Linked DNA regions of Homo sapiens: all the other regions are linked to region 4. Evidence: read pairs that join two places in POLR2A ChIA-PET (ENCODE). Cell type or tissue: OCI-LY7. All regions are shown on one strand. Each heading gives the region's core, and the rest is flanking DNA. Links, peaks and the distances in the headings are about the cores only. Region 1 has its middle 12 kb from the start of MRPL11. Region 2 overlaps SYT12 (synaptotagmin 12). Region 3 has its middle 6.4 kb from the start of AIP. Region 4 has its middle 5.0 kb from the start of RBM14.

Evidence for each region. Peaks named below come from ENCODE experiments on the same cell type or tissue, not always from the same donor. Only the 100,000 strongest peaks of a DNase experiment are listed, where the experiment ranks them.
Region 1: POLR2A ChIA-PET joins it to region 4 with 5 read pairs; 17 of 35 experiments call an interaction of 5 or more read pairs at or near these places.
Region 2: POLR2A ChIA-PET joins it to region 4 with 7 read pairs; 2 of 35 experiments call an interaction of 5 or more read pairs at or near these places.
Region 3: POLR2A ChIA-PET joins it to region 4 with 5 read pairs; 4 of 35 experiments call an interaction of 5 or more read pairs at or near these places.

The regions. Positions count from the first base shown.
Region 1 is chr11:66,447,144-66,454,646 of GRCh38, reverse strand. It overlaps the pseudogene LOC100505524. Among named protein-coding and RNA genes, the nearest start is that of MRPL11, 12 kb to the right of the region's middle. RefSeq lists a silencer at 2,021-2,214. In OCI-LY7, for the core only: no CTCF peak of the experiment used is centred there; no DNase peak of the experiment used is centred there.
Region 2 is chr11:67,027,104-67,034,606 of GRCh38, reverse strand. It overlaps SYT12 (synaptotagmin 12), which reads right to left. Exons shown (of 8, transcript NM_177963.4): 2 at 4,429-4,485. The coding sequence starts at 4,462. Among named protein-coding and RNA genes, the nearest start is that of SYT12, 7.7 kb to the right of the region's middle. RefSeq lists enhancers at 1,520-2,359, 6,761-6,830. In OCI-LY7, for the core only: no CTCF peak of the experiment used is centred there; a DNase peak (open chromatin) is centred at 3,396; H3K4me3 peaks cover 1,354 bases; H3K27ac peaks cover 69 bases.
Region 3 is chr11:67,472,914-67,480,416 of GRCh38, reverse strand. No RefSeq gene overlaps it. Among named protein-coding and RNA genes, the nearest start is that of AIP, 6.4 kb to the left of the region's middle. RefSeq lists an enhancer at 2,486-3,036. In OCI-LY7, for the core only: no CTCF peak of the experiment used is centred there; no DNase peak of the experiment used is centred there.
Region 4 is chr11:66,607,908-66,615,410 of GRCh38, reverse strand. It overlaps the pseudogene RNU4-39P. Among named protein-coding and RNA genes, the nearest start is that of RBM14, 5.0 kb to the left of the region's middle. In OCI-LY7, for the core only: no CTCF peak of the experiment used is centred there; a DNase peak (open chromatin) is centred at 3,690; H3K4me3 peaks cover 1,904 bases; H3K27ac peaks cover 3,929 bases.

The DNA of each region.
Region 1 (7,503 bases), core at 951-5,950, 160 kb after region 4:
CCATGGTCATTTCCTTAGGAAGATGCCGTATAGGAAGAGAGGGTGGAAAATCATGAGGGCATTCGTCAGCCTCCGGTACTTTGCTGCTCAAGTTTCAGGAGCTGTTTGTCAAGTTTTGAGGTGTTTTCTTGATGCATCATCAGAAACTGGCCACACAAGTGAAAGACAGGAATGTCAAATTTATACCTTTCATACCAGGCAGAGTTTTCTGGAAGTGTGACGTTCACTTCCTGTAAAATAAACCTGTTACTATAAGGCTTGAGTACTTCCTTGGCTTCACCACAAAGGGGGCGTGGGTCCTTTGTGAATAAGGTCAGCACGGGCAGAGTTGTCTTAGAGACAGAGCAGTTTATCAAGAAGAGTCCAAGGGAGGATCTGGCAAGCTGCATGCTATTTCCTTGAAACCAGAGCATCTTAATTCCAATCCAGATGATTTCTCCCCTTCAAAATAATTGCAAGCAAGGTTAAAACTGTATTCAGGAACTATTCCAGCTGGCTTTTGGCTTTCTCTGATGTATACTCCTGAGCTTCACGCCGCCAACATCTCTGCTTCTGCCCCACACCCAGGCTGGGCTCCCTTTGACCTTTGATTGGTGACATGGAGAGTTAGGGACCCAGAACTGCCTGCAAGTAGTTCATACCCCACCCCTGCCATTGCCCACATTCAACCTGTCACAAAGTCCTGCCTACTATGTCCCCACAGCTCCCATCAACCTTGCGATCCCCTCTGCAACTGTCCAGAGAGGCAGGGCTGAGATCTAGGTTCTGCCTCTCCTGACACACAGACAGACAACTCTCCCTAGTTGTGACCTTGGGCAAGTCTTTTCACCTTTCTGAGCCTTGGTTTTCTCAACTATGAAATAAAAATAAAGAGGCTGGGAGTGGTGGCTCACGCCTGTAATCCCAGCACTTTGGGAGGCTGAGGCGGGTGGATCACGAGATCAGGAGTTTGAGACCAGCCTGGCCAATATGGTGAAACCCCATCTCTACTAAAAATACAAAAAATTAGCTGGGCGTGGTGGCGGGCACCTGTAATCCCAGCTACTCAGGAGGCTGAGGCAGGAGAATTGCTTGAACCTGGGAGGCAGAGGTTGCAGTGAGCTGAGATCACACCATTGCACTCCAGCCTGGGTGACAGAATGAGACTCCATTTCAAAAATAAATAAATAAATAAATAAATAAATAAATAAATAAATAGGCCAGGCGCGGTGGCTCATGCCTGTAATCCCAACACTTTGGGAGGCCAAGGTGGGCAGATCACAAGGTCAAGAGATCAAGACCATCATGGTGAAACCCCATCTCTACTAAAAATACAAAAATTAGCTGGGGGTGGTGGCATGCGCATGTACTTGGGAGGCTAAGGCAGGAGAATCGCTTGAACCCGGGAGGCGGAGGTTGCAGTGAGCCGAGATCACGCCACTGCACTCCAGCCTGGTGACAGAGAAAGACTCCATCTTAAAAAATAATAATAAATAAATAAATAAATAAAGACACTGGCCGGGTGTGGTGGCTCATGCCTGTAATCCCAGTATTTTGGGAGGCTAAGGCAGGAGGATCACTTGAGCCCAGGAGTTTGAGACCAGCCTGAGCAACATGGCAAAACTGTCTCTACAAAAAAGCACAAAATTTAGCCAGGCATGGTGGCATGTGCCTATAGTGCCAGCTACTTGGGGGACTGAGGTGGGAGGATTGCTTGAGCCTGGGAGATCGAGGCTGCATGAACCATGTTTGTGCCACAGCACTCCAGCCTGGGTGACAGAGTGAGACCTTGTCTCAAAATAATAGTAGTAATAATAATAAAGATACCTACCATACAAGACTGTTGTGAGAAATCAGTAAGATTACCCAGGAAGGGTGCTTAGCTCAGGCCTGGCTCATGGCATATGTTAAACACTCTCTAAAAGTCAACCACTATTAGTATCAATTCAGACTTCATCATTTCTTGGCTGGGCACTCAGGACAGCCCCCTTGATGGCCTCTCTGTCTCCATTCTTGCCCCTCCAATCTATCCTCTCCAACTGAGCCAGTGTCAAGCCCCTGTTTACATCTCGTCAATGGCACCTGCATCTTCTTTGCTGAGGGTGGGTCTTGGTCCATCTGAGATACTGATTAAAGTGCAGCTTTCTAGGATGTCCCCTCCAAGGATCCCTGCACTTGTCACAATGTCCCAGGCAATCTTGCGGTGCACTGACACTTGAGATTCACCCCTCTGCAAGCTAGTCTACATTCATTGGTGCAGGATTCAAGGCCCTTCAGATCCAGCCCCTGCCAACATTTCCAGCCTGATACTCCCTACCTCACACCATACCCTCCACTGACACCACAGCATGTGCCCCTCCCTCCTGCCCCACACTATCCTGTACCTCTGCTGTTCCCTCTGCTTCCCTGTCCCCCAGGCTGGGGAACATGCCTATTTTGGGCCAAATTGTGTCTCCCGACCCCTGCAAATTCATATGTTGAAGCCCTGGCTCCCCAGTACCTCAGAATGTGACTGTATTTGGAGAGAGGGCCTTTAAAGAGCTGATTTAACTTAACATGAGGCCAATTAGGGTGGGCTCTGATCCAATCTGATTAATGTTCTTATCAGAAGAGGAAATTTGGACACACAGAGACACCAGAGCAGAGGGAAGACCTTGTGAAGACACAGGGAGAATGTGGCCATCTTTGAGTTAAGGTAAGAGGCCTCAGAAGAAATCAACTCTGCCGACATCTTGCTTTTGGACTTTCAGCCCCCACAACTGTGAGAAAATAAACTTCTGTTGTTTCCGTGCCCAGGCCGTGGTGTTTTGTTACAGCAGCTAGCTGAGCTGATGCACAGAGAGCACCTCCCTGCAGGGCAGCAGCTGTGCCTGCCCCTCACAGAGAACTCACCATGTGGTTCTGCACCTAGTGCTCTATTCATGTATTTACCTCTCCTGTTAGGTCAAGGCTTTTTGCAAGGTAGGGTTGTGAGTTACCAGCGAGTTATGAAATTGACTTCATGGGTTCAACCAGCATTTTTAATGAAAGAATTAGAATAGAATAGAATAGAATAGAATAGAATAGAATAGAATAGAATAGAACAGAATAGAACAGAATAGAAAATAGAGTACACTACCTAGAGTAAAGATATGAACTGTCTCATGAAACTGGTATTTCCCTGTGTATATGTCACATATGTGCATTGGGCCACAATGTAAAATGCATTTTTTTTTTACTAATACTCATGGCCAAGAAAGATAGAAAGCCAGTGCATAGCCTGTGTGACCCTCAAAGATGATGTCAAACCTTCTCATTTCTGTATGTCCAGTGGCTGACCTAGGACCTGGCATGCAGTAGGTCTTTGGGGAATATTTGTGGAACCAATGTGCACTGACACTTGCCTAAATGATCTTCTCTACTTCCCCCTTCATGACCCTAGTTGCAGCACCAAAATCTCTCACCTGGAGGACAACAGCCTCCTAACAGGTCCCTGCTTCCATCTTGGCCTCTCTGTAGCCTCCCTTCAGCAGCCAAGAGTCATCTTTCTACAGCATAAGTTGCATCCCATCACTTACCTATTCCAGTGACTTCCTACTGGAGCCCAAGTAAAGTCCTACGTCTTTACCTGCCCTCCAATGCCTGCCATGATCTGCTTTCCCCATCCTCTCCAACTTCCTCTCCTTCCCCTGCCCCCTCCCTCATTCCTTCCAGCTGCACTGACCTCCTTGGTGGTCTCCAGAGCCAACCAGCCCACGCCTGCCTCAGGGGTCCACACACACTTACTCCTGCTTGGAAGGCTCTTCCCCGAAACAAGTCCCTTGTCTTCCTTCTCTCAAGTCTAATGTCACTTCCTCAAAGAGGCCATCCCTAACCGTTCTAGTCAGTAAAATCCTATTTAGGAGGGATATTTCATAACATAGAAGACACTTGTTGATATGTTTTGGCTCTGTGTCACCACCCAAATCCCATGTTCAGTTGTAATCCCCAGTGTTGGGGATGGAGCCTGGTGGGAGGTGATTGGATCATGGGGGTGGATCCTCCTGAATGGTTTACCACTGTCCCTTTGGTGCTATTCTCATGATAGAGTTCTCACGAGATCTGGTTGTTTAAAAGTGTGTAGCACCTACCTCATTTCTCTTTCTCCTGCTCTGGTTGTATAAGATATGCTGGCTTCCCCTTCACCCTTTCACCATGGTTGTAAGTTTCCTGAGGCCTCCCCAGAAACTGAGCTGGTGCTGCCATGCTTTCCTTTTCTTTTTTCTTTCTTTCTTTTCTTTCTTTTTTTTTTTTTTTTTTGAGATGGAGTTTTGCTCTTGTTGCCCAGGCTGGAGTTCAATGTCATGATCTCAGCTGGCCGCAACCTCCACCTTCTGGGTTCAAGCAGTTCTCCTGCCTCAGCCTCCCAAGTAGCTGGGAATACAGGCATGCGCCACCACACCTGGCTAATTTTGTATTTTTAGTAAAGATGGGGTTTCTTCATGTTAGTCAGGCTGGTCTCGTACTCCTGACCTCAGGTGATTTGCCTGCCTCGGCCTCCCAAAGTGCTGGGATTACAGGCGTGAGCCACTGTGCCAAGCCACTGCCATGCTTCCTGTACAGCCTGTGGAACCATGAGCCAATTAAACTTCTTTTCTTTATAAATTACCCAGTCTCAGGTATTTCTTTATAGCAATGTAAGAATGGACTAATACACTTGTGATATAGCATTAAATGTTTGCTATGGCTTGGATGTTTGTTTCCTCCAAACCCACATGTTGAAACTTAATCCTGTCAATGGAAAGAGTCAAACTCTGTAACATATTTGAAGAGATTTATTCTGATCCCAATATGAGCGATCAATGGCCTGTGACACAGCCCCAGGAGATCTTAAGAATATGTGCCCAAGGTGGTTGGGCTACAGCTTGGTTTCATACCTTTTAGGGAGACATAAGACATTGATACATGTTAGATGTACATTCGTTTGGTCCAGAAAGGTGGGACAACTGGAAGCTGGGGGGAGGTGGTGGCAGCCTAGGGAGGGGAGCTTCCAGATCATAAGTGGATTCAAAGATTTTCTGATTGGCAATTGGTGGAAAGAATTTATCTAAGGACATGGAATTAATAGAGGGGGGTGTCTGAGTTAAGATGAAGGGTTGTGGGGACCAAAGTTTTTTTGTTTGTTTGTTTTTTGATACGGAGTCTCGCTCTGTTGCCCAGGCTGGAGTCCAGTGGCTCGATCTCGGCTCACTGCAAGCTCTGCCTCCAGGTTCACACCATTCTCCTGCCTCAGCCTCCCAAGTAGCTGGGACTACAGGCGCCCGACACCATGCCTGGCTAATTTTTTGTATTTTTTAGTAGAGACGGGGTTTCACCGTGTTAGCCAGGATGGTCTCAATCTCCTGACCTTGTGATCCGCCCATCTCGGCCTCCCAAAGTGCTGGGATTACAGGCGTAAGCCACCGTGCCCAGTGGAGACCAAAGTTTTTATTATGCAGATGAAGCTTCCAGGTAGCAGTCTTCAGAGAACATAGATTGTAAATTTTGCCTGTCAGATTTTTCTCCTGGATCAGGAAAAAGACCCGGAAAAGGAAGGAGATTCTCTTTAGAATGTCGATTTCCCCCATGACAGGACTATTTCAATATATGGCAAAGAAACATAATTTGGAGTAAAATACTTTACTTTCTTTCAGGGCCTGCTATCTGTCATGTGATGCTATACTAGAGTCAGGCTGGAATTTGGTATCCTATTGCTACAAAGAGTCTGCTTTATCAGTCTTAAGATCTGTTTTTACTGGTGAGTTGTGCCTGAATTCCAAAAGGGAGAAGGGAATAATGAGGCATACCCGACTCTCACTTCCCATCAAGGTCTGAACTAGTTGTTCAGGTGAACTTTGGAATGCCCTTGGCTGAGAGGAGAGGTCCATTCAGATGGTTGGGAGGCTTAGATCTTTATTTTTGGTTTACATTACTAAATGAGGAAGTGTTGAAATGTGGGGCCATTAAGAGGTGATAGGTTCTGCCCTATAGATGGATTAATCCATTTATAAATGAATGGATTAATGACTTAATGAATTAGTGGGTTATCACAGGAGTGGGACTGGTGGCTTTATAAGAAGAATCGGTCGGGCACAGTGGTTCACACCTGTAATTCCAATATTTTGGGAGGCTGAGGCGAGTGGATCACCTGAGATCAGGAGTTTGAGACCAGCCTGGCCAACATGGCAAAACCCAGGCATGGTGGCAGGCACCTGTAATCCCAGCTACTCAGGAGGCTGAGGCATGAGAATCACTTGAACCCGGGAGGCAGAGGTTGCAGTGAGCCAGTATCACACCATTGCACTCCAGCCTGGGGGATAGAGTGAGACTCTGTCTTGAAAAAAAAAGAAGAGGCAGAGAGACGTGAGCTAGACACTCAGCCCCCTGGCCATGTGATATCCTGCATCACCTCAGGACTCTGTAGAGAGTCCTCATCAGCAAGAGGGCTCTCACCAGTTGTGCCCTCTCAACTTTGGACTTCCCAGCATCCAGAACTGTAAGAAATAAATTCTATTTATTATACTCAGTTTCAGGTATTCTGTTATAAGCAACAGAATACAGATTATTATAAGCAACCAAAAACAGATTAAGACAGTGCTCAAAGTAAAATACCAATACACAACACACAAATTTTGTATACAGTGTGATTGCGATTGTGTTTCAGTTTCCTCATCTGTAAAGTGGGAATAGAAATAGTAGGCTGGAAGTGGTGGCTCACGTCTGTAATCCTGGTGCTTTGGGAGGCCGAGGCTGGTAGACTGCCTGAGCTCAAGAGTTCAAGACAAGCCTGGGCAACATGGTGAACCCCGTCTCTACTAAAATACAAAAAATTAGCCTGGTGTGACGCCGTGCGCCTGTAGTCCCAGCTACTTGGGAGGCTGAGGCAGGAGAATTGCTTAAACCCAGGAGACAGAGTTTGCAGTGAGCCTAGATCATGCGACTGCACTCCAGCCTGGGTGACAGAGTGAGACTCTGTCTCCAAAAACACAGAAATAGTACCTACACTTCTTAGAGTAGTGATGAGGTTTAAATGAATTACTGTTCATAATACAAACATTAGCTGGGTGTGATGATGCGCGCCTGTAGTCCCAGCTACTCAGGAGGCTGAGGGAGGAGAACCGCTTGAACCTGGGAGGTGGAGGTTGCAGTGAGTCAAGATCAAGCCACTGTACTCCAGCCTGGGTGACAGAGTGAGACTCCATCTGAACAAAAGAATTACTGTTCAGAGACACAGTTCATACTGCACAAGCATTGGTTGAATAAAATAAATTCTGTCTTCTAAATAGCTCATGAATGGGTGCCCCTCCTCTTCCCTGGTCCAAGTCACCATTATCTCTCTACCCTATTCCTTCCTTGGCCTAATGGGTTTCTTTGCATCCACTATTATGCTCCTCCAATGCCTCCTACCTACCCAAGCTCTGGTGACCTTTTCAAAATGCAAATATGATGCATATGGTTAACACCCTTCAATGGCTTCCTATTGCACAGTCCACACTCCTTAATAGGGCTGACAAGGCCTGAATGATT
Region 2 (7,503 bases), core at 956-5,955, 420 kb before region 4:
TGGATACAGACCCCCACCCGGGGAGCAGCACCGACTTCTACATTGAATGGATATTTATTGAATGCCTACTATGTGCTAGGTGCTGGAGATCCCATGTCGAACAAGACATACACTTTCCTGTGTTGCTTGGGACCAGAAGTGTTTTGGGTTTCAGATTTTTTCTGATTTGGGGATATTTACATTACACTTATAGTCTGAGCATTCCTAATCCAAAAATCTGAAATCCAAAATGCTCCAATAGACATTTCTTTCAGCATCATGTCGGCCCGCAAAATATTTCAGATTTTGGATTTGGATTTTTGGATTTAGGATGATCAGCCTGTGTACATAATATCCAGAAAAGGCAAATCTATGTAGACAGAATTGACACCAGTCTATACAGTAGATTAGTGACTGTCAGGGGCTGGAAAGTTGGGAGAAATAGGGTTTCTTTGGGGGATGATGAAAATATTCTAAAAATAGATTGTGTGGTTGGTTGCACAATATACTAAAAACCATTAAATTGTACACTTTAAGTGGGTAAATTGCTTGGTATGTGAATCTTTTCTCTCTGTGAATCTCTTACCAAAACAAACAACTCAGCCACAAGTGAGAGGTGGCTGCAGGCTGTGCAGGGCTTGGAGACAAATCCAGATGCTCAGAGGCTTTTGCTCTGCTGATGAGTCAATAACCTTCTCTCTCTGAGCCTTGCTGCCCCCGAAAACGGAAATTAACAACCTCCTCAACTGTGGCAGGCGAGTCCTCCCCAGCACCGCGCTTGGCACGCAGCAGGACCATACACGTTCCAAGGTTTTGCCTCCCTCTCCCAGGAAACCTGGCTCTGCTTCCCCAAAGGAAGCCAAGGAGACACTGGGATTCATTGTGCAGGTCACAGTGCTGGCAAATACAGTTCTCTAAACTGCTCTTAGTACTGCGTCTGTCTCAATTCAAGTGAGGAAACTGAGGCACAGAAAGGCTAAAGAACTTGCCCAAGGTCACAGAGCCCAGAAGGGGTGGTGCTGGGACCCCAACTCTAGCAGCCAGACCCCAAAGCAAGTGGGGTAACCACTGCCCCACCCGGCCTCGACCCCGCACAGTTCCCTGGAAGCAAGGTGGGGAGAGGTGCGAAGAGCACCTCAGGGCATGAGATTGATCACTGCACATCCATTGAGCACCCATCCTGGTGTGCCAGCAGCCTATGGGCATGGGTAGCCAGGGTTGAGTCAGCCCCAGGCCAAGTCCCTGTCCTTAAGTAGCTGGCAGTCTAGGGGGTGGGGTGGGGCAGGCAAATAAATAGACAGATCAGGGTACTGGGAATGGGAGCAGCCCAGGAAGGCCTCCTGGAAGAGGGACATGTAAGCTGAGATATGAGGAGGGGCAAGAAGTGTGCCAGGCCACGGCAACAGGAGCTGGAAGTCAAGAGCGGGAAGAATAGAGGGGTATAAAAAGCCCAGAGTGGGCAGAGTGGCCGGGGGAGGGAGGGAGGGGACCCGGGGCTAGAGGAGTTCCTCATCACTGCTGCCCTGAAGCCCGGCCACACAGGAATGGATCACACAGTGGGGCAGCCCCTCTAGCCTGCCCTGCTGTCTGCTGAGCTGCCTTTGGCCAGAGTCCACAGCACTGACTCACTGGCCTCCAGCCCTGACGCCCTCCCAGCACTGAGCACCCTGTAAGGCTCTACTTTCTTTTCTTTTCTTTCTTTTTCTTTTTTTTTTTTTTTTTGAGATGGAGTTTCACTCTTGTTGCCCAGGCTGGAGTGCAATGGCACGATTTCGGCTCACTGCAACCTCTGCCTCCCCGGTTCAAGCGATTCTCCTGCCTCAGCCTCCCGAGTAGCTGGAATTACAGGCGTCCACCACCATGCCCAGCTAATTTTTTGTATTTCTAGTAGAGATGGGGTTCCACCATATTGGCCAGGCTGGTCTCAAACTCCTGACCTCAGGTGATCCACTCGCCTTGGCCTCCCAAAGTGCTGGGATTACAGGCGTGAGCCACCGCCCCTGGCCAAGGCCCTACTTTCTAAAAGAGGAAAACTGAGACCAAGGAAGGGTAATGAGCACATCTGTTTCTCCACTCAAGGCCAGCGGTGAGAAACGGCAGAGCCGGGCACCGGTACCTTGGCTTCCAGGCAAGTCACCCAGCACCTCTGGGCTTCATACTCCGTTTGGAAAATGCGGATGACAAGAACATCCCCCATCCAGCGGTCCCACTCTGGTGAATTTATTCTAAAGGGAAAATCCCAACAGGTTTTGTGTCTGGGATGAGTCATCGAGGCTGTATTTATAACAGCAGAAATCTGGAGACAGCCTGAAGGTCCCACCGAGGGGGCCAGTGAGGGCTGGTGGCTCTGTCTTGGGAGGAAATGTCACTGGCCTTCGAGAATGACAATTGAGGTCATTAGGATGGCACTGTGGCAATGCAGAGACACATTTCTGGCATTGTTAAGAGAGGAAAAAAATGAATCCCCAACATGGTCTAATCACGCAATCGTGTGACGTGCGCAAAAGTCACGCAGCACATAGTCACGGGCTGGGCAGACCAGGGAAAAACAGAAGGAATGGGTAACGACGGTGGAAGGGCTGTGAAGAAACCCTCCTTCCTCCTGCCGCTGTTGACAGAATGTCACCTGTGGGCTACGTATGCCCATGACAAAGAGATCCATGGAGGCTCCCGGGCCCCGCCCTGCTAAGGCTTGGTGTATTCTGGGAGTCCTGGGAACAGGGTCACAGCAGGGCTGGGTAGTAGCCGGGGGTTGGCTAGAGGGCAGGACCAGAGGCCCAAGGTCTCTAAGCAGGCTGTGGGCACAGCCAGGTGGCAAAGCAGGTTCAGGCTCCCCTGTGCCTGAGGCTCTTTGGGAGCTGAAGGGTGGAGCCCATGCCCGGGGTGGCAGAAAAGGGGGCAGGGCTGGGGGCACAGAAGGAAAAGCCCCAGGAAGGTGACATGAAATGACAATTCGCATTCATTTATTGATTTTATGGAATACCAGTCTTGGGGTGATATTGGAAGTGGGGTCTAGGCGAAGACCAGAAACGAGTGGGATGAGGAGGAGGAGGAATAGCTCCCCTTATGAAGCACTTACTATTTATGATTTGCCAGGCCCTGTTCTAAGCACGTCACGTATATTAACCCATGGAGTCAAGGCAATCCTGTGAGGTTGGTTCTATTGTTTTCCCCATTTTACAGATGAGGAAGCTGAGGGACGGAGGAGAGATCTGCCTCCAGACAGACTGGGTCCAGATCTGCACCTATAACCCCACCACCAGGTGCCAGGACTCAGGCAGGCAGTGGCAGAGGCAGGGAAGGACTCCAGGACAGGGGAACAGCGTGTGCAAAGCGCTGCCACTGGAAGAGTGGCGTTTGCACCATGCTGGGCGCTGCACAACCATCAGCTCTCTAAATCTTCCCAACAGCCCTGAGGCAAGCCTCATCTTTTGCATTTTACAGATAAGTAAGTAGAAGTTCCGGTTTCACCACTTGCCCAAGGCCATACGGGTAGGGGGCAGGGTGGGGGCAGGGGGGCAAGACCTGTGAGCCTGAGGGTGAAAAGTGCGGCTCCCTGGCTCACTTTTGGGAAAAAGTGATGGGAAAGGTGATTCCCGGGCACACCCTTCAGATCAGCCCTGGGCTCCCCAGGGGCTGCGTTAGGGTAGGGGCTAGAGTGATGGGGAGCACGGGGCTGGGAGTCAGGAGACCTGAGTGCACATCCTGACCCCGTTACTCTCTAAGCCTCACTTCTCCCATCTGTGAATGAGGAGAGGAACAAAGGGAGAAAAGACGGCTGGTATGTTTCTTCTCTGACCCCATCCGCTGTCCATGGGGAGGGCTGCAGGAGTATGTCTGGAGTCTCGAGGCATCTCCCAGCCAGCTCCCATCTCCCTGCTGAGGCAAAGGGTGACAAGGTGGGAGCCATGGCCCTGGACTGGGTGGCCTCTTTTTTTTTCTGATGAGACGGAGTCTCACTCTGTTGCCCAGGCTGGAAAGCTGGAGTGCAGTGGTGTGATCTCAGCTCACTATAACCTCTGCCTCTGGACTGGGTGGTCTCTGAGTTTAACGCCCCATGAATCTAACCTTGACCTTCCTGGGCTTATTTTCCCTTGGCTACTTGACAGTCTCCACAGAAGGCCTCGGTGAGTGGATTCCGAGTCACAGGCTCATCCCCAGGGTGCAGCAGGATGAGGGTCTCCCCGGGGACCCTTTCAAGTGAAAGAGAGAAAGTCACTTTAACAAGAAGGAGCCACTTGAGTGGCAAGATGAGGAGACCTCAGACTGGGCCAAGCTTGATGTCCCCAGGGCGGGCTGTCTGACCTTGGGCAAGTCACTGACTGTCCTTGACAGTGAAGACATTAATGGCAAGGACTAATTATTCATGTCCCACAGACACCTCCCACCCAGGCCTGGTGTAAGGGTCTCGCAGGCGTGATCCAGGAGGGGTTTGCCCTGGGCACTCACCGCTCAGATGGTATTCTGCCACATCCACAGCCATGATGTCTGCTGCAGTGACTGTGACTGGAAGGGAAAAGAGAGTGAGAGGAGAGGGCTGCAGAGAGTCAGCGTCCCGCTCCTAGGTCCTGGCCTCCTGGCACCCACGTGCCTGTCATCCAGAGCTTACACTCAGCTATAAGGGGAGTGCCACCAAAGGGAGGCTTGGCATTTTAAGAAATGATGTTTAAAGCTCTTTTCAAGCATTCTAAGACTCTTCTCAGGATTGCCAGATAAAACACAGGATGCCCAGTGGCATGTGAATTTCAGATTTTGTTTTGTTTTGTTTTGTTTTTTCAGATGGAGTCTCTCTTTGTTGCCCAGGCTAGAGTGCAGTGGCGCGATCTCGGCTCACTGCAGCCTCTGCCCCTGGGTTCAAGTGATCTCCTGCCTCAGCCTCCCAAGTAGCTGGGATGACAGGCATGTGCCACCCCACCCGGCTAATTTTTGTATTTTTTGTAGAGATGCGGTTTCACCATGTTGGCCAGGCTGATATCGAACTCCTGGCCTCAGGTGATCCACCAGCCTTGGTCTCCCAAAGTGCTGAGATTACAGGTGTGAGCCACAGCGCCTGGCCAAATTTCAAATACGTTTTTAATATGTGTGTCCCAAATATTCCACAGGACATATTTACGCCAAAATCTTTTCCATTGTTCATCCAAAACATCAATGCTCCTGGGTGTCCTGTTTTTGTATTTGCCAAATCTGGCAACCCCAGCTCATTTCCATCCTAACAACATCAGGCTGACCAGCGGCGACGCAGTAGGTGACTCATTAGAGCAAGGCCCCCCTGGCTTGAGCCAGAGCCTTCCTTCAAATGCTTCCATTTTGATTGGGAAGGAAAGGCTGCGTGTCTGCAATATTCTATTATCAGTCCTTTCACTGCTTGGCATGGTTTCTTCCCCACCCCATCCTCCACCCCCAGCTTTTAGGAATGACTGAGGCTTAAGTTGTTCTAGAAAGGTCTGGGAGCTCGTACAACCCATTACCTGAACCTAGGTGACTGCTCATTGTTTTATTAGTGTGCTAAGAAGTAAATCTGGCTCACAGATGTGTTCTAAGTGGGTGTATGTGGGAGTCCTGGAAAAAGGAATTTGGGATGGGCTGCACTGATCTCAGGTCAAGGGCACCGAGGGCCAGGATAATGCCCACCCCAATTTCTGGATTCCCTTGTAGTTCAGAGAGGTGGTTACACATGGTAAGCCTGCAGGCCTGGTGCAGGGTGGTAGGGCAAGGGGAAGGGGAGGTAAGAACTGCAGAGTGATGGCCTGGCCCAAGGGCAGCTGCATTTTTGCCCCAGCAGGAATGCCAACCACCGTGGCTTGATCTTCTGGCACTTTAAAGAAAAGCCAGATACCTGAATTTTTTATGTGCCATTTCCTGAGTTTTAAAGGTAGCAACCAATTTGCAAAAAAATGCAAACACCATTCAGACGCAGTATAAAAAGTCCTTGGGGAGTGTGACCCACCAATTCCCAACCCCTCGGAGCATCCTGTAGGTTCCCTTTGGGACTGGGGTCGAATCAGAGGGTAAAGCTAAGGCCCTCCACATTTTCAGGAATTCCGGGGTTCTCCCCAGTCTGTGGCTTTGGAGTCAAGAAGCTTCGGTGCCATGCTCCAGTCAGGGTTATCCAGCACATTTGGGGTGCCATAAGTCCTAGTCTACCCCCTTAAGTCCTGGAGGTGCCCAGGAGCCTCTAGAAGCAGGTCAGATAAGGTGCACAGCCAGCTCCTGGCTTCCAGTTCTCCTGATGCTGCCCCCACTCCCACAAGGAGATGTGCGTTGTCATGGTGATGGAAGGGTGGTGCTAAGCCAGGAAGGGCTTCACCCATCCTGACTAGAGTGGAAGCTCATTCCTGGGCCTGGGCTGGAGATAATGATAGTAATAGAGAACCTTGTCGAGCCCTTCTTACACATCAAGCGCCATTCTAAGCACTTTGCATTTATCTGACCTCATTTAATTTGCCTAACAGCCCCATGAGGTAGGTACTATTATTATCTCTGGTTTGCGGGTGAGAGTCCCAGGGCGTAATTTGCCCCAGGCCACACAGCTAATAAACTGTTCAACCCAGGCCAACTGGCTCCATGCTCCTAACCACTGTGTCTCACTGCAAGTGGGCATATGGTTTCCAAAAAGTTTCCTAAGAATCTGCAGGTCAAATGGGTCACCATGTACCTGCCCAAGGTGGTCCTAGCTCCTGGCGGAAGCTGGTCTGGATACGCTGAAACACATGCTAATGTACACACACGCACCTCCCAGCCTGCTTCTGCCTTGCCGGGAATCAGATAAGCCATCGGCTTTTTCCTGCTTACCTGGCACAAGCTGACTTTGCAAGAGTGGGGCCAAGCTGGGACAGCCAATGCCCGCAGCACGCGAGCAAGGTATGCATGGCAAAGTACACCCCACAGCACAACAGGCGTGGTACGGGACAAAGCCTCAAGCTGCATCTGGCCTCTGGCTGTCGGGGGCCCCATCACCTCCATGGCTGGCCCAGCTCAGACCCCAGACTCCCACGCTGTCTGTTCTTTCCTCTCCCTTTAACACGACATCCTTTCCCAGGGAGCTGAGATTTCAGTGAGGGTGTGAATGACTGCTAGGCACACCCCAGACAGAAGTTCCTTCTTTTTTTTTTTTTTTTTTTTTTTTTTGAGACAGAGCCTCACTGTGTCACCCAGGCTTGAATGCAATGGCGCGATCTCAGCTCACTGCAACCTCTGCCTCCTGGGTTCAAGTGATTCTCCTGCCTCAGCCTCCCAAGTAGCTGGGATTACAGGCATGAGCCACCATGCCCAGCTAGTTTTTGTATTTTCAGTAGAGACGGGGTTTCATCATGTTGGCCAGGATGGTCTTGAACTCCTGACCTCAATGATCCTCCCATCTTGGCCTCCCAAAGTGCTAGGATTACAGGCGTGAGCCACCGCCCCTGGCCTCCAGACATATGTTCCAGCCTGGTGCCCTGTGAAGGCAGAGCTCATTTGCCTGAGTGGAGGGAGAAGAGAACTGGGAGAGAGGTCGAGGCTCCTAGAGGGTGTCATCCTGAGCAC
Region 3 (7,503 bases), core at 1,232-6,231, 860 kb before region 4:
CCAGCCTGATGACAGATCGAGACTGTCTCAAAAAAAAAAAAAAGAATTTTTTTTCCAAAGAAAATGCATGAAGATCAAGTAGAGTTTATTCCAAGAATGTAAGAATGGTTCAACATTATAAACATCTATTACTGTAATTCACCACGTCGGTTAACTAAAGGAGAAAATGCATATGGTTATCTCAAAATATGCAGAAAAAGCATTTTATGAACTTCTGTGACTATTTATGATAAAAACTCACAGTTAGGAACAAAGAGGAATTTTCTCAGGTTGATAAAAGCTGCATACAATTAAGTATGATGGAATAAGTATCCACAATTTCTTCAAGATCAGGAACAAGGCAATGATGCTCTCTAGGAATGATGCTGATCAGTAAGTGTTAGAAGTCCTGCCTAGAATCCCAGCACTTTGGGAGGCTGAGGCAGGAGGATAGCTTGAGCCCATGAGTAACAACTTGGGCAAGATAGCAAGACCCAGTCTTTACAAAAAGAAAAAAAGAAAGAAAATTAGCTGGGCATAGTGGCACATGCCTGTAGTCCCAGCTACTAAAGAGGCTGAGGCAGGATGATCCCTTGAGCCCAGGAGATCGAGGCTGCAGTGAGCTATGATCTCACCACTGCACTCCAGCCTGCACAACAGAGCAAGACCCTATATCCAAAAAAATAAAAGAAATTTAATTTTTTTTAAAAAAAGAAGTCCTGGCCAAAACAATAAGCCAAGAAAAAGAAACGAGAGTAAACTGTCATTGTTGGCAGATTATATCGGTATAGAAAATCCAACATAATCTATAGACTGCTTTAACAAATTAGAAGGCCAGGCATGGTGGCTCATGCCTATAATCCCAACAATTTTAGAAGTCAAGGCAGGAGGATTACTCGAGGCCAGGAGTTCGAGAGCAGCCTGAGCAACATAGCAAGACCCTGTCTCTACAAATAAATCAAAAAATGTAGTTGGGCATGGTACCACGCGCTTGTGGTTCTAACTACTTGGGAGGCAGGAGGATCCCTTGAGCCCATGAGGCTGAGGCTGCAGTGAGCCATGATCAGACCACTGCACTCCACCCTGGGCGACAGAGTGAGACCCTATCTCAAAAACGGAAACAAAAAACCCAGAGTTCAGCAATGTTACAGGGATAAAATAAAAAAAAAAAAAAAGCGGCCGGGCGCAGCGGCTCACACCTGTAATCCCAGCAGTTTAAGAGGCTGAGGTGGGCGGGTCACCTGAGGTCAGGAGTTCAAGACCAGCCTGGCCAACATCGTGGAACCCCCGTGTCTACTAAAAATACAAAAATTAGCTGGGTGTGGTGGCGGGTGCCTGTAATCCCAGCTACTCGGGAGGCTGAGACAGGAGAATCGCTTGAACCCAGGAGGCGGAGGTTGCAGTAAGCCGAGGTTGTGCCACTGCACTCCAGCCTGGGCAAGAAAGAGCGAAACTCCGTCTCCAAAAAAAAAAAAGCTAACAAAAATTAATAGTACTCTTCACACCAGCAATAAGCAACTGAAAAGTATAATAGAATATAAAGGGCCAGGCATGGTAGCTGACACCTGTAATCCCAGCACTTCGGGAGGCTGAGGCAGGCAGATCACTTGAGGTCAGGAGTTCAAGACCAGCTTGGCCAACATGGTGGAACCCCATCTCTACTAAAAATACAAAAATTAGCCAGGCATGGTGGCACATGCCTGTAATCCCAGCTACTCGGGAGGCTGAGGCAGGAGAATAGCTTGAACCTGGAAGGCGGAGGCTGCAGTGAGCCATAATCACACCACTTCACTCCAGCCTGGACGACGGAGACTCCAACTCAAAGAGAAAAAAAAGGGAGAGACTAAAGTATCATTCACAACAGCAATAAAACCCATGAAGTAGGAAATACAAACACAACTCAGAACTTTTTGAAGAAAAACAAATTTTTTTTTTTTTTTTTTTTTTTGAGATGGAGGCTTGCTCTGTCGCCAGGCTGGAATGCAGTGGCGCGATCTCAGCTCACTGCAACCTCTGCCTCCAGGGTTCAAGTAATTCTCCTGCCTCAGCCTCCCAAGTAGCTTGGACTACAGGTGCCTGCCAACATTCCCAGCTAATTTTTGTATTTTTAGTAGAGACAGGGTTTCACCATGTTGACTAGGGTGGTCTCGAACTCCTGACCTCAGGTGATCCGCCTGCCTCGGCCTCCCAAAGTGCTGGGATTACAGGCATGAGTCACTGTGCCCAGCCTGAAAAACAAGATTTTATAACACAAAAGAAGATCTCAATAACTGAAGAGACGTATCTTGTTAATAAATAGAACAACTCAACACAAAGATGTGATTGCTTCTGAAATTAATCTAGAAATTCAATGAAATCCAAATAGAAATCAGGAGAATTTTTTCGCCCGGCCAGCCACCCCATCCGGGAGGTGAGGGGCACCTCTGCCCGGCCGCCCCTCCTGGGAAGTGAGGAGCCCCTCTGCCCGGCCACCACCCCGTCTGGGAGGTGTACCCAACGGCTCATTGAGAACGGGCCATGATGACAATGGCGGTTTTGTGGAATAGAAAGGGGGGAAAGGTGGGGAAAAGATTGAGAAATCGGATGGTAGCTGTGTCTGTGTAGAAACAAGTAGACATGGGAGACTTTTCATTTTGTTCTGTACTAAGAAAAATTCTTCTGCCTTGGGATCCTGTTGATCTGTGACCTTACCCCCAACCCTGTGCTCTCTGAAACATGTGCTGTGTCCACTCAGGGTTAAATGGATTAAGGGCGGTGCAAGATGTGCTTTGTTAAACAGATGCTTGAAGGCAGCATGCTCGTTAAGAGTCATCACCACTCCCTAATCTCAAGTACCCAGGGACACAAACACTGCGGAAGTCCGCAGGGTCCTCTGCCTAGGAAAACCAGAGACCTTTGTTCACTTGTTTATCTGCTGACCTTCCCTCCACTACTGTCCTATGACCCTGCCAAATCCCCTTCTGCGAGAAACACCAAGAATGATCAATTAAAAAAAAAAAGAAAAAAAGAAATTGGGAGGATTTTTTAAGAACTCGGAAAACATTTTTGTAACATTTCTATAAAAAATAAAGGTCCATGAAAAGCTAAGTCAAGTTTGAACAAGATGACCAAGGAGAAGGGGCTTGGTCTCTTGCATTAAACCACACCGAAAACCGTACAGACAAGGATAAGATACTGGTGAGAATTAGTGAAGTGGGTCAAAGTGTGTCCGGAATTGGTGGGTTCTTGGTCTCACTGACTTCAAGAATGAAACTGCAGACCCTCGCAGTGAGTATTACAGTTCTTAAAGGAGGCGTGTCCGGAGTTTGTTCCTTCTTATTTTCGGATGTTTTCGGAGTTTCTTCCTTCTGGTGGGTTCAGGGTCTCGCTAGCTTCAGGAGTGAAGCTGCAGACCTTCGCGGTCAGTGTTACAGCTCACAAACGCAGTGTTGACCCAAAGTATGAGCAGCAGCAAGAGCTATTGCAAAGAGCAAAAGAATAAAGCTTCCACAGTGTGCAAAACAACCCGAGCCAGTTGCCACCGATAGCTCGGGCAGCCTGCTTTTATTCTCTTATCTAGCCCCACCCACATCCTGCTGATTGGGCCACTTTACAGAGAGCCAATTGATCCATTTTCCAGAGAGCTGATTGGTCCGTTTTGACAGGGTGCTGATTGGTGCGTTTACAATCCCTGAGCTAGACAAAAAAGTTCTCCACGTCCCCACTAGATTAGCTAGATACAGAGTATCCACACAAAGGTTCTCCAAGTCCCCACCAGAGCAGCTGGATACAGAGTGTTGACTGGTGCATTCACAAACCCTGAGCTAGACACAGGGTGCTGATTGGTGTGTTTACAAACCTTGAGCTAGATACAGAGTGCCCATTGGTGTATTTACAATCCCTTAGCTAGACGTAAAGGTTCTCCAAGTCCCCACCAGACTCAGGAGCTCTGTTGGCTTCACCCAGTGGATCGCGCACCGTGGCTGCAGGTGGAGCTGCCTGCCAGTCCCGCACCGTGCGCCCGCACTCCTCAGCCCTTGGGTGGTCGATGGGACTGGGCGCCCTGGAGCAGGGGGCGTCGCTCGTCGCGGAGGCTCAGGCTGCGCAGGAGCCCACGGCGGGGCTGTGGGGAGGCTCAGGCATGGCGGGCTGCAGGTCCCCGAGCCCTGCCCCGCGGGGAGGCAGCTAAGGCCCAGCGAGAAGTCGAGCACAGCAGCTGCTGGCCCAGGTGCTAAGCCCCTCACTGCCCAGGGCCGGCGGGCGGGCCGGCCGCTCGGAGTGCGGGGCCTGCCGAGCCCACGCCCACCCGGAACTCGCGCTGGCCCGCAAGCACCGCGCGCGGCCCCGGTTCCCGCCCGCGCTTCTCCCTCCAGACCTCCCCGCAAGCTGAGGGAGCCAGCTCTGGCCTTGGCCAGCCCAGAAAGGGGCTCCCACAGTGCAGCGGCGGGCTGAAGGGCTCCTCAAGCGCAGCCAGAGTGGGCACCAAGGCCGAGGAGGCGCCGAGAGCGAGCAAGGGCTGTGAGGGCTGCCAGCAGGCTGTCACCTCTCAAAAGGAACCAAAAAGAGAGCTTAGAACATACATATGTGTAGGCAGCTCTACAACTGCTGTATGATAAAGATGGCACCACAGTCCAGAGGGAAAAAGAACTGGTTGTTTGGAGCGGCCAGTGGTAGTGGCTCACACCTAATCCCAGTACTTTGGGAGGCCGGGGCAGGCAGATCACATGAGGTCAGGAGTGCAAGACCAGCCTGGCCAACATGGTGAAACCCCGTCTGTACTAAAAATATAAAAATTGGCCGGGCGCAGTGGCTCACACCTGTAATCCCAGCACTTTGGGAGGCAGAGGCGGGCGGATCACGAGCTCAGGAGATCGAGACCATCCTGGCTAACACAGTGAAACCCCGTCTCTACTAAAAATACAAAAAATTAGCCGGGCGTGGTGGCGGGCGCCTGTAGTTGCAGCTACTCTGGAGGCTGAGGCAGGAGAATGGCATGAACCCGGGAGGCGGAGCTTGCAGTAAGCCGAGATTGCGCCACTGCACTCCAGCCTGGGCGACAGAGAGAGACTCCATCTCAAAAAAATATATATATAATATATTATATTATGTATATTATATATATTATCATATATTATATAATATATATTGTATATAATATATATTATATATTTATATATTATATAAATATATATAAATTAGCTGGGCATGGTGGTGGGCACCTGTAATCCCAGCTACTCGAGAGGCTGAGACGGGAGAATCACTTGGACTCAAGAGGCAGAGGTTGCAGTGATCCGAGATCACCCCACTGCCCTCCAGCCTGTGTGGCTGAGCAAGACTCCATCTCAAAAAAAAAAAAAAAAAAACGGGAATCTTGCCCTGTCATCCAGGCTGGAGTGCAGTGGCACAATCTCGGCTCACTGTAACCTCCGCCTTCTGGTTCAAGCGATTCTCCTGCCTCAGCCTCCCGAGTAGCAGGAACCACAGGCACCCACCACCATGCCCTGCTAATTTTTTTGAGACTTTGTCTAAAAAAAAAAAAAAAAACTTGGAACAGAGGCGAATGTACAATAGCTACCCTTGCCCCTCCAGAGGTCACAGTCTATAACCCCATAAGACCCAAGAACAGCAGAAGTAAGTGAGCAATAGGATTAATTTTGGCGGGAATCAGGGCAACAATAGGACTGGTGGCACCCTAGGGTGGCCTTGCTTACCACGAGTCAACCGTAAAGAACTTGACTCAAACCCTAGAATCCTTAGCCACCAACACGGGTCAGGCCTTAAAGGGAATTCAAGAATTTCTAGACTCTTTGGCAAACATAGTTCTCTGTAACAGATTAGCATTAGATTATTTACTAGCTGAACAAGGTGAAGTTTGTGCAGTTATTAATAAAACCTGCTGCACATGTCTTACCAGCTCCAAACAGACTGAGGCTAACATTCGAAAGATCTATGAACAAGCTACTTGGCTACATAGATAGAACCATAGCACCAACCCCAGCAATATCTGGTCAACTATCAAAAATGCCTTCCCGAGTCTCACCTGGTTTTTTACCTCTCCTAGGACCTTTGATAGCCATCTTGTTATTCCTAATTTTTGGCTGTGGTTGTTTAAACTCTTAGTAAGTCTTTGAGATTGCAACAGTTTCAGGTAAACACAATGCTGGCACAAGGCTTCCGACCCATTCATCTACTGACCTGGGTAATGAAAGTATCCTGTCTTTTGGACCCTTAGATCGGGTATCAGGAGATTTTTTTTTTTTTTTTTTTTTTTTTTTTGAGACAGAGTCTCGCTCTGTCACCCAGGCTGGAGTCCAGAGGCGAGATCTTGGCTCGTTGCAACCTCCACCTCCCGGGTTCAAGAGATTCTCTGCCTCAGCCTCCCAAGTAGCTGGGATTACAGGCGTCTGCCACCATGCCCAGCTAATTTTTGTATTTTTAGTAGAGACGGGGTTTCTTTTTTTTGTTCGTTTGTTTTTTGAGACGGAGTCTCGCTCTGTCGCCCAAGCTGGAGTGCAGTGGCGCGATTTCAGCTCACTGCAACCTCCACCTCCCGGGTTCACGCCGTTCTCCTGCCTCAGCCTCCCAAGTAGCTGGGACTACAGGGGCCTGCCACCACGCCCAGCTAATTTTTTGTATTTTTAGTAGAGATGGGGTTTCACTGTGTTAGCCAGGATGGTAGAGACAGGGTTTCACCATGTTGGCCTGGATGGTCTCGACCTCCTGACCTTGTGATCCACCCGCCTCAGCCTCCCACAGTTCTGGGATTACAGGCATGAGCCACTGCACCCGACCGGGTATCTGGAGATTTTTACCTCTCCAGTGCTAGGAAGGGGCTATGCCCATAAACTCAACAGGAAGCAGTTACAGAAGATGGATCTCTGCCCTTCCGCTGCCCTCTTAAGATTAAGAAGGAGTATCTAATCTCTGAGCGAGGAATGAGGTAGGTGGCAGGACTCAGCTCTGGAGGTGGGACACAGACACCAGACCAGATTGAGAACTAGCTAAAACAGGGAATGCTGCGCATGGTGGCTCATGCCTGTAATCCCAGCACTTTGGGAGGGTGAGGCAGGTGGATCACTTGAGGCCAGGAATTTGAGACCAGTTTGGCCAACATGGTAAAACACCATCTCTACTAAAAATACAAAACTTAGCTGGGTGTAGTGGCGGATGCCTGTAATCCCAGCTACTCCGGAGGCTGAGGCAGAGAATCGCTTGAACCCAGGAGGTGGAGGTTGCAGTGAGCCTAGATCGTGCCACTGCACTCCAGCCTGGACAACAGAGGGAGACTCCGTCTCAAAAAAATAAAACAGGGAAGAGGTGAAAGCACCTCTCCATAAGACCTAAGACCCGTAAGACCAGTGCATGTCAGTTTACCATTGCCATGGCAACACCTAGAAGTTACCACCCCCTTCGGTGGCAATGACCTGACGGCCCAGAAGTTACCACTCTTTCCCTAGAAATTTCTGGATAATTCACCCCTCAATTTGCATGTAATTAAAAGTGGGCATAAATATGGCTGCAGAACTGCCTCTGAGCAGCTGCTGG
Region 4 (7,503 bases), core at 865-5,864:
ATGGTGGGGAGAAACAGGCAAGAAATAAGTAAAACATAAGCGTGTTAGATGGTGATGAGGACTTGGAGTAATCAAGGGAACTAAGCCATCCTCTGAGGGAAGATCATGCCGGCCAGAAAGTACAAGTCAAAGAGTGCTGGGGCAGAAGCAAATCTGGTTCAAGGAAGAGTCAAGAGCCAGTATGGGCCAGGCCCGGTGGCTCACGCCTGTAATCCCAGCACTTTGGGAGGCTGAGGCGGGCGGATCACCTGAGGTCAAGAGTTCGAGACCAGTCTGACCAACATGGTAAAACCCTGTCTCTACTAAAACTACAAAACATTAGCTTTGCGCAGTGGCAGTATCATAGCCAATGAGGTTTATCCGAGGCGCAATTATTGCTAATTGAAAACAAAACATTAGCCATGCATGATGACTGGCACCTGTAATCCCAGCTACTCAGGAGGCTGAGGCATTAAAATCACTTGAACCCAGGAGGTGGAGGTTGCAGTGGGCTGAGATCACGCCACCACACTCCATCCTGGCCAACAGAGCAGGACTCTGTCTCCAAAAAAAAAAAAAAAAAAGAGCCCAATATGGCCAGAACCTGGAACAGAGAGCAGAATAGGAGGGTGGGAGTTGTGTAGCACAAGGCCATTGAAATGGCATGTGCTTGGGCCAGGCGAGGTGGCTCACGCCTGTAATCCCAGCACTTTGGGAGGCTGAGGCGGGCGGATCATGAGGTCAGGAGATGGAGACCATCCTGGCTAACACGGTGAAACCCCGTCTCTACTAAAATACAAAAAATTAGCCGGGCATGGTGGCGGGGGCCTGTAGTCCCAGCTACTAGGGAGGCTGAGGCAGGAGAATGGCGTGAACCCGGGAGTTGGAGCTTGCAGTGAGCCGAGATCGCGCCACTGCACTCCAGGCTGGGCGACAGAGCGAGACTCCGTCTCAAAAAAAAAAAAAAAAAGAAAGAAAGAAAGAAAGAAAAGGGGCACTACTCTGGTATCTCCTGAAATCCAAACTGCTGGCAGTATTCCCAGAACAGGATATCAGCAAACCCCTAGCTACCCAGTAAGGATAGCCATTTTATTTATTTATTTATTGAGACAGAGTTTCACTCTTGTCACCCTGGCTGTAGTGCAGTGGTGCTATCTCGGCTCACTGCAGCCTCCGCCTCCTGGGTTCAAGCAGTTTTCCCTGCCTCAGCCTCCCGAGTAGCTGCGATTACAGGCACGCACGCCACCACGCCCGGCGTAATTTTTGCATTTTTAGTAGGGGTTTCAGCATGTTGGCCAGGCTGGTCCCGAACTCCCGACCTTGTGATTCGCCTGCCTCGGCCTCCCAAAGTGCTGGGATTACAGGTGTGAGTCACCCCACCCGGCAGGTGGGGTCTTACGTTAACACAGTGAGACCCATAGGTGCTTTTAATTTTTCTAGTAGCTGCATTTTAAAAGGTGAAAAGAAACAGGTGAAACTAATTGTAGGCTGGGTGTGGTGGCTCATGCCTGTAATCCCAGTGCTTTGGGAGGCTGAGGCAGGTAGATCGCCTCAGCCCAGAAGGTTGGGGACAGCCTGGGCAACGACCAAAATCCATCTCTAAAATTTTTTTTTTTTAAATTAGCCGGCGGCCGGGCGGGGTGGCTCATGCCTGTAATCCCAGCACTTTGGGAGGCCGAGGAAGGCAAATTATGAGGTCAGGAGTTCGGGACCAGCCTGGCCAACACGGTGAAACCCCGTCTCTACTAAACATACAAAAAATTATCTGGGCGTAGTGGCGTGCGTCTGTAATCCCAGCTACTCAGGAGGCTGAGGCAGGAGAATTGCTTGAACCCAGGAGGCGGAGGTTGCGGTGAGCTGAGATTGTGGCCGCTGCACTCCAGCCTGGGTGACAGAGTGAGACTCCGTCTCAAAAAATACATACGTACATATTTGTGTGTGTGTGTGTGTGTGTATGTATATACACACACACACACACACACACACACACATATATCTGCGGGTGGTGGTGCACCTGTAGTTCTAGCTACTTGAGAGACTGAGGGGGAAGGAATCGCTTGAGCCCAGGATTTTAAGATTATAGTGAGCTGTAATGGTGCCACTGCACTCTAACCTGGGCAAAAGAGTGAAACTCTGTTTCTAAATACATAAATTAATTAAATAGATGTAAAGAATCTTGCCAAATTTCACAGATCTGGCAAATCAGAATGCTGGGGCTTGAATAAGGATCTGACTCCTTGATCTAGAATAATGGAAATAGCATTAAATTAGCCCTAGTTCAGTTTTATGGTCCAGGTGGGCAACCCTCTTCGCTCCTGCAGCCCTCACTGAGTTTCTCATCTGTAAAGTGTCTAGCTTGGCTTGGCTGATCTCAAAGAAAAGTTTGCAGGTTTTTTCTTTGTTGTTGTTGTTTGTTTGTTTTGGTTTGGTTTGGTTTTTTGGAGACAGTCTCACTCTGTCCCCCAGGCTGGAGTACAGTGATGAAATCATGGCTCCCTGCAGCCTGGACCTTCCGGGCTGGTCTTGAACTCCTGACCTCGTGGTCTGCCCAGCTCAGCCTCCCAAAATGCTAGGATTACAGGCATGAACCACCATGCCCAACCACCCCCAGATAATTTTTTAATTTTTACTTTGTAGAGACGGGGGTCAATTTGTTGCCCTGGCTGCTCTCAAACTCCTAGCCTCAAGTGATCCTCCAGAATCAGCCTCCCAATGTGCTAGGATTACAGGCATGACCCACCACACCCAGCTAGATTCTTTACACATATGAGTATCATCTTACCTATAAAATAACTGGCTTTACCACATTTTTGTTTTTAGGTTTAAGAGTTTTTTAATTGTAAATTTGGGGATGGGTGTGGTGGCTCATCCCTGTAATCCTAGCACTTTGGGAGGCTGAGGCAGGAGGATCACTTGAGCTCAGGAGTTCAAGACCAGCCTGAGAAACATAGACCCCCATCTACATGAAAAGAATTTTAAAAATTAACCAGGTGTGGTGGTGTGTGCCTGTAGTCCCAGCTACTCTGGAGGCTGAGATGGGAGGATCACTTGAGCCCAGGAGGCTAAGGCTGCAGTGAGCTGTGATCGCACCACTGCACTCCAGCCTGAGCAACACAGGGAGGCCTTGTCTCTAATAAAAATTTCTCTTGGCAGGTATGTATGAAGGATAAGGCCATTTTGAGCAATAACAAGTGTTGAACACAATGTAAGACACATAGTAAGAAGTTTGGCCAGACGCAGTGACTCAATGCCTATAATCCCAGCACTTTGGGAGGCCAAGGCAGGAGGATCACTTGAGCCCAGGAGTTTGAGACAAACCTGGGCAACCCAGGGAGACCCCATGTCTCAAAAAATATAAAAATTAGTCCCAGCGCAGTGGCTCACACCTGTAATCCCAGCATTTTGGGAGGCCGAGGTGGGTGTATCACTTGAGGTCAGGAGTTCAAGACCAGCCTGATCAACATGGTGAAACCCCATCTCTACTAAAAATACAAAAAATTAGCCGGGAGTGCTGGCGCGTGTCTATAATCCTAGCTACCTGAGAGGCTGAGGCACAAGAATTGCTTGAACCCGGGAGGTGGAGGTTGCAGTGAGCCGAGATCATACCACTGTGCTCCAGCCTGGGTGACAGAGTGAAACTGTCTGAAACAAAAAAAAAAAAAGAAAAAGAGCAATTAGCCAGGCATGGTGATGTGCACCAGTGGTCCCAGCTGGGAGGCTGAGGCAAAAAGCTTGCTTGTGCCCAGGAGTTTCAGGTTGCACAGAGCTACGATAATCATGACGCTGGGCTCCAGGCTGGGCAACAAACTAAGAGATCATGTCTCAAAAAAAAAAAAAAAAAAAAAAGAAAAAGAAAGAAAGAAAAAAAGAAAAAAAATAGGTCGGCTGTGGTGGCTCACGCCTATAATCCCAGCACTTTGGGAGGCCAAGGCAGGCAGATCACTTGAGGTCAGGAGTTTGAGACCAGCCTGGCCAACATGGCAAAACCAATCTCTACTAAAAATACAAAAAAAAAAAAAAAAAAAAAAATTAGCTGGGCGTCATGGCACATATCTGTAATCCCAGCTACTCAGGAGGCTGTGTCAGGAGAATCACTTGAACCCAGGAAGCAGAGATTGCAGTGAGCTGAGATCATGCCACTGCACTCCAGGCTGGGCAACAGAGTGAGACTCCGTCTCAAAAATAAATAAAGAAAATAAAAAATAAGTTAGCTGGACATGGTGGTGCATGCCTGTAGTTGCAGTTACTCAGAAAGCTGAGGCAGGACTGCCTGATCCCATGAGATGGAGGCTACAGTGAGCTATGATCACACCACCATACTCCAGCCTGAGTGACAGAGCAAGACACCATCTGAAATATACATAAGTAGTGATTTTTCACCTACAAGGGTATCCTGTGGGCTATTTGGTGCAGGACTATCCTGCACATTGAAGGTTGGTAAGTATCCCTAGTCTTCCCCCAATACCAGCAGCATCCCCGCCCCCACCTAGCATTGTCACAGCCAGAAGAAATAGCCCTCACAAACTTCCATAGGGCCATACCATCCCCACTGAGAACCACTGATCTAAATCAAATTTTGTAAACTTAGGTAAACTTAGTTTTGGGTAAAAACAATCTCTGTAATAAAGCAATCTGACAAGTAAAGTCCTTATCTCTTTACAACGAATGGAGAGAAAGGCTAGAGAGAAATTCTGTCATGGAAACTAGAGTACCGTCAAATTTACTTATGAGACCTTTTCCTAAGTTAATTGTATCAATTTACCTGTGGTTTACTAGGTCACTGTAGCAGGTTTATTAATGGCCTCCAAAGATATTAGGTCCTAATCCCTGGAACTTCTGAATGTTACTTTATGTGGCAAAGTCTCTGAAGATGTGATTAAATCAATGGCCCTTGCTAAGAAGAGATTATCCTGGATTACTCTGGTGGTGTTAAATGCAATCACATGCATCCTTGTAAGAGGGAGGCAGAAGGAGATTTGACACAAATACATGGAGGAAAAGGCCATGGGAAGACAGAGCAGACTGAGTGGATGGTGCTGGCCTTGAAGATTGGAGTGAGATTCGGCCACAAGCCAAGGAATGCCAGCGGCCACACAAAGCTGGAAGAGGCCAGGAAGGGATGTTTCCCTATAGTTTCTGGAGGAAGCAAGCTCTTGTCCACACCTTGATTTCAGCCCAGTGATACTAAGTTTGTACTTCTGGCCTCCAGAACTGTGAGAATAAATTTTTGTTGTTTTAAGCCACAGTTTGTGGTACTTTGTTACAGCTGCCACTGTTACAAAGGAAACTGATTACAGGAAACTGATATGAGTTAGTAACAACACAGATAAAGACGTTTTCACAGCTAACTTTCATTATTCCATTGCATAGGTGTTCTTCTCTGCTAGAAAGGAGCTTTTCCCTTTTTGGTCTCCTTCCTTCCAGCTTTCCACCCTATCATGTGAATGTGTGACAATGGGAGGCTTGGTGCTGTGGTAATCACCCTTGCCACCAAAAGGGGAGGAGGGGACATGAAGAGAAACACACAGTTCATGATGACAGTATCCTGACGTTGCCACACCACTGGACCTGCTCTGAATCCTCAAATATCCAGACTGTTGATCTGGTGACATAATTAAATGTCTTAATTGCTTTGGCCACTATTAGGACTGTATTACTTACTGCAGAATTCATCCTAATATAGAATTCCACAGACAATATCAAGACTGAAAATAAGAAACAATGACACAGTCATGTTATTTAAAAATATGGAGGTATAGGCCGGGTGTGGTGGTTCACACCTGTAATCCCAGCACTTTGGGAGGCCAAGGCGGGCGGATCACAAGGTCAGGAACTGGCTAACATGATGAAAACCCATCTCTACTAAAAATACAAAAAATTAGCCGGGCGTGGTGGCATGCACCTTTCTTTAGTCCCAGCTACTCGGGATGCTGAGGCAGGAGAATCGCTTGAACCCAGGAGGTGGAGGTTGCAGTGAGCCGAGATCACCCCACTGCACTCCAGCCTGGGCAACAAGAGAGAAACTCCATCTCAAAAAAAAAAAAAATTTTTTTTTGGAGATGGGGTTCTTGCTATGTTGCCCAAGTTGGTCTCGAACTCCTGGCCTCAAGTAATCTTCCCATCTTGGACTTAAATTTTCCTTTTCATTTATTGATTTATTTTTGAGACAGGGTCTCACTCTGTCCCCCAGGCTGGAGTGCAGTGGCACAATCATGGCTCACTGCAACCTTGACCTCCTGGGATCAAGCAATCCTCCCATCTTGGCCTCCCAAACTGCTGGGATTAAAGGCCTCTTTTTTTTTAATTATTTTTATTTTTTTAGAGACAAGGTCTTACTCTCTCAAGCAGGCTGGAGCAGAGTGGCGTGACCATGGCTCACTGCCGCTGCACACTCCTAGGCACAAGCAATCCTCCTGCCTCAGGCTCCTAAGTAGCTGGGACCATAAGCCTGTGCCACCACACTCAGCTAATGTTTAAGTTATTATCATTATTATTATTATTATTATTATTATTATTATTATTATTTTGAGACAGAGTCTTGCTCTCTCGCCCAGGCTGGAGTGCAGTGGCGCGATCTCCACTCACTGCAAACTCCGCCTCCCGGGTTCACACCATTCTCCTGCCTCAGCCTCCCGAGTAGCTGGGACTACAGGCACGTGTCACCACACCCAGCTAATTTTTTGTATTTTTAGTAGAGACGGGGTTTCACCATGTTAGCCAGGATGGTCTCGATCTCCTGACCTCGTGATCCGCCCACCTCGGCCTCCCAAAGTGCTGGGATTACAGGCGTGAGCCACCGCGCCCGGCCTTTTAAATTATTTTTTGTAGAGACAGGGTGTTGCTTTCTTCGCTAGTCTGGTTTCTAACTAGCTTCAAGCAGTCCTCCTGCCCTGGCCTCCCAAAGTGCTGGGATTACAGGCATGAGCCACTGTTCCTGGCCAAAACAGAGCATCTTTGCCTGCAGTTCCACTTCTGCTTTGCAAATGAGGCTTCAAGATGTTTGAACAGTGTCCTGTGATTTAAAAATAAACTTTGAAAAACCACACAGCCAGAAGTTCAGAAGAAAAGCTAATGAGGATGTTGATCTTTTTTTTTTTTTTTTTTTTGAGACGGAGTCTCGCTCTGTTGCCCAGGCTGGAGTGCAGTGGCACCATCTCGGCTCACTGCAAGCTCCACCTCCCGGGTTCACGCCATTCTCCTGCCTCAGCCTCCCAAGTAACTGGGACTACAGGTACCCGCCACCATGCCTGGCTAAGTTTTTGTATTTTTAGTAGAGACGGGGTTTCACCCTGTTAGCCAGGATGGTCTCCATCTCCTGACCTTGTGATCCGCCCGCCTTGGCCTCTCAAAGTGCTGGGATTACAGGTGTGAGCCACCACGTCTGGCCGATCTCCTTTTTTTTTTTGAGATAAGAGTCTGGTTCTGTCACCCAGGCTGGAGTGCAGTGGTGTGATCTCGGTTCACTGCAACCTCTGCCTCCTGGGTTCAAGCAATTCTCCTGTCTCAGCCTCATAAGTAGATGGG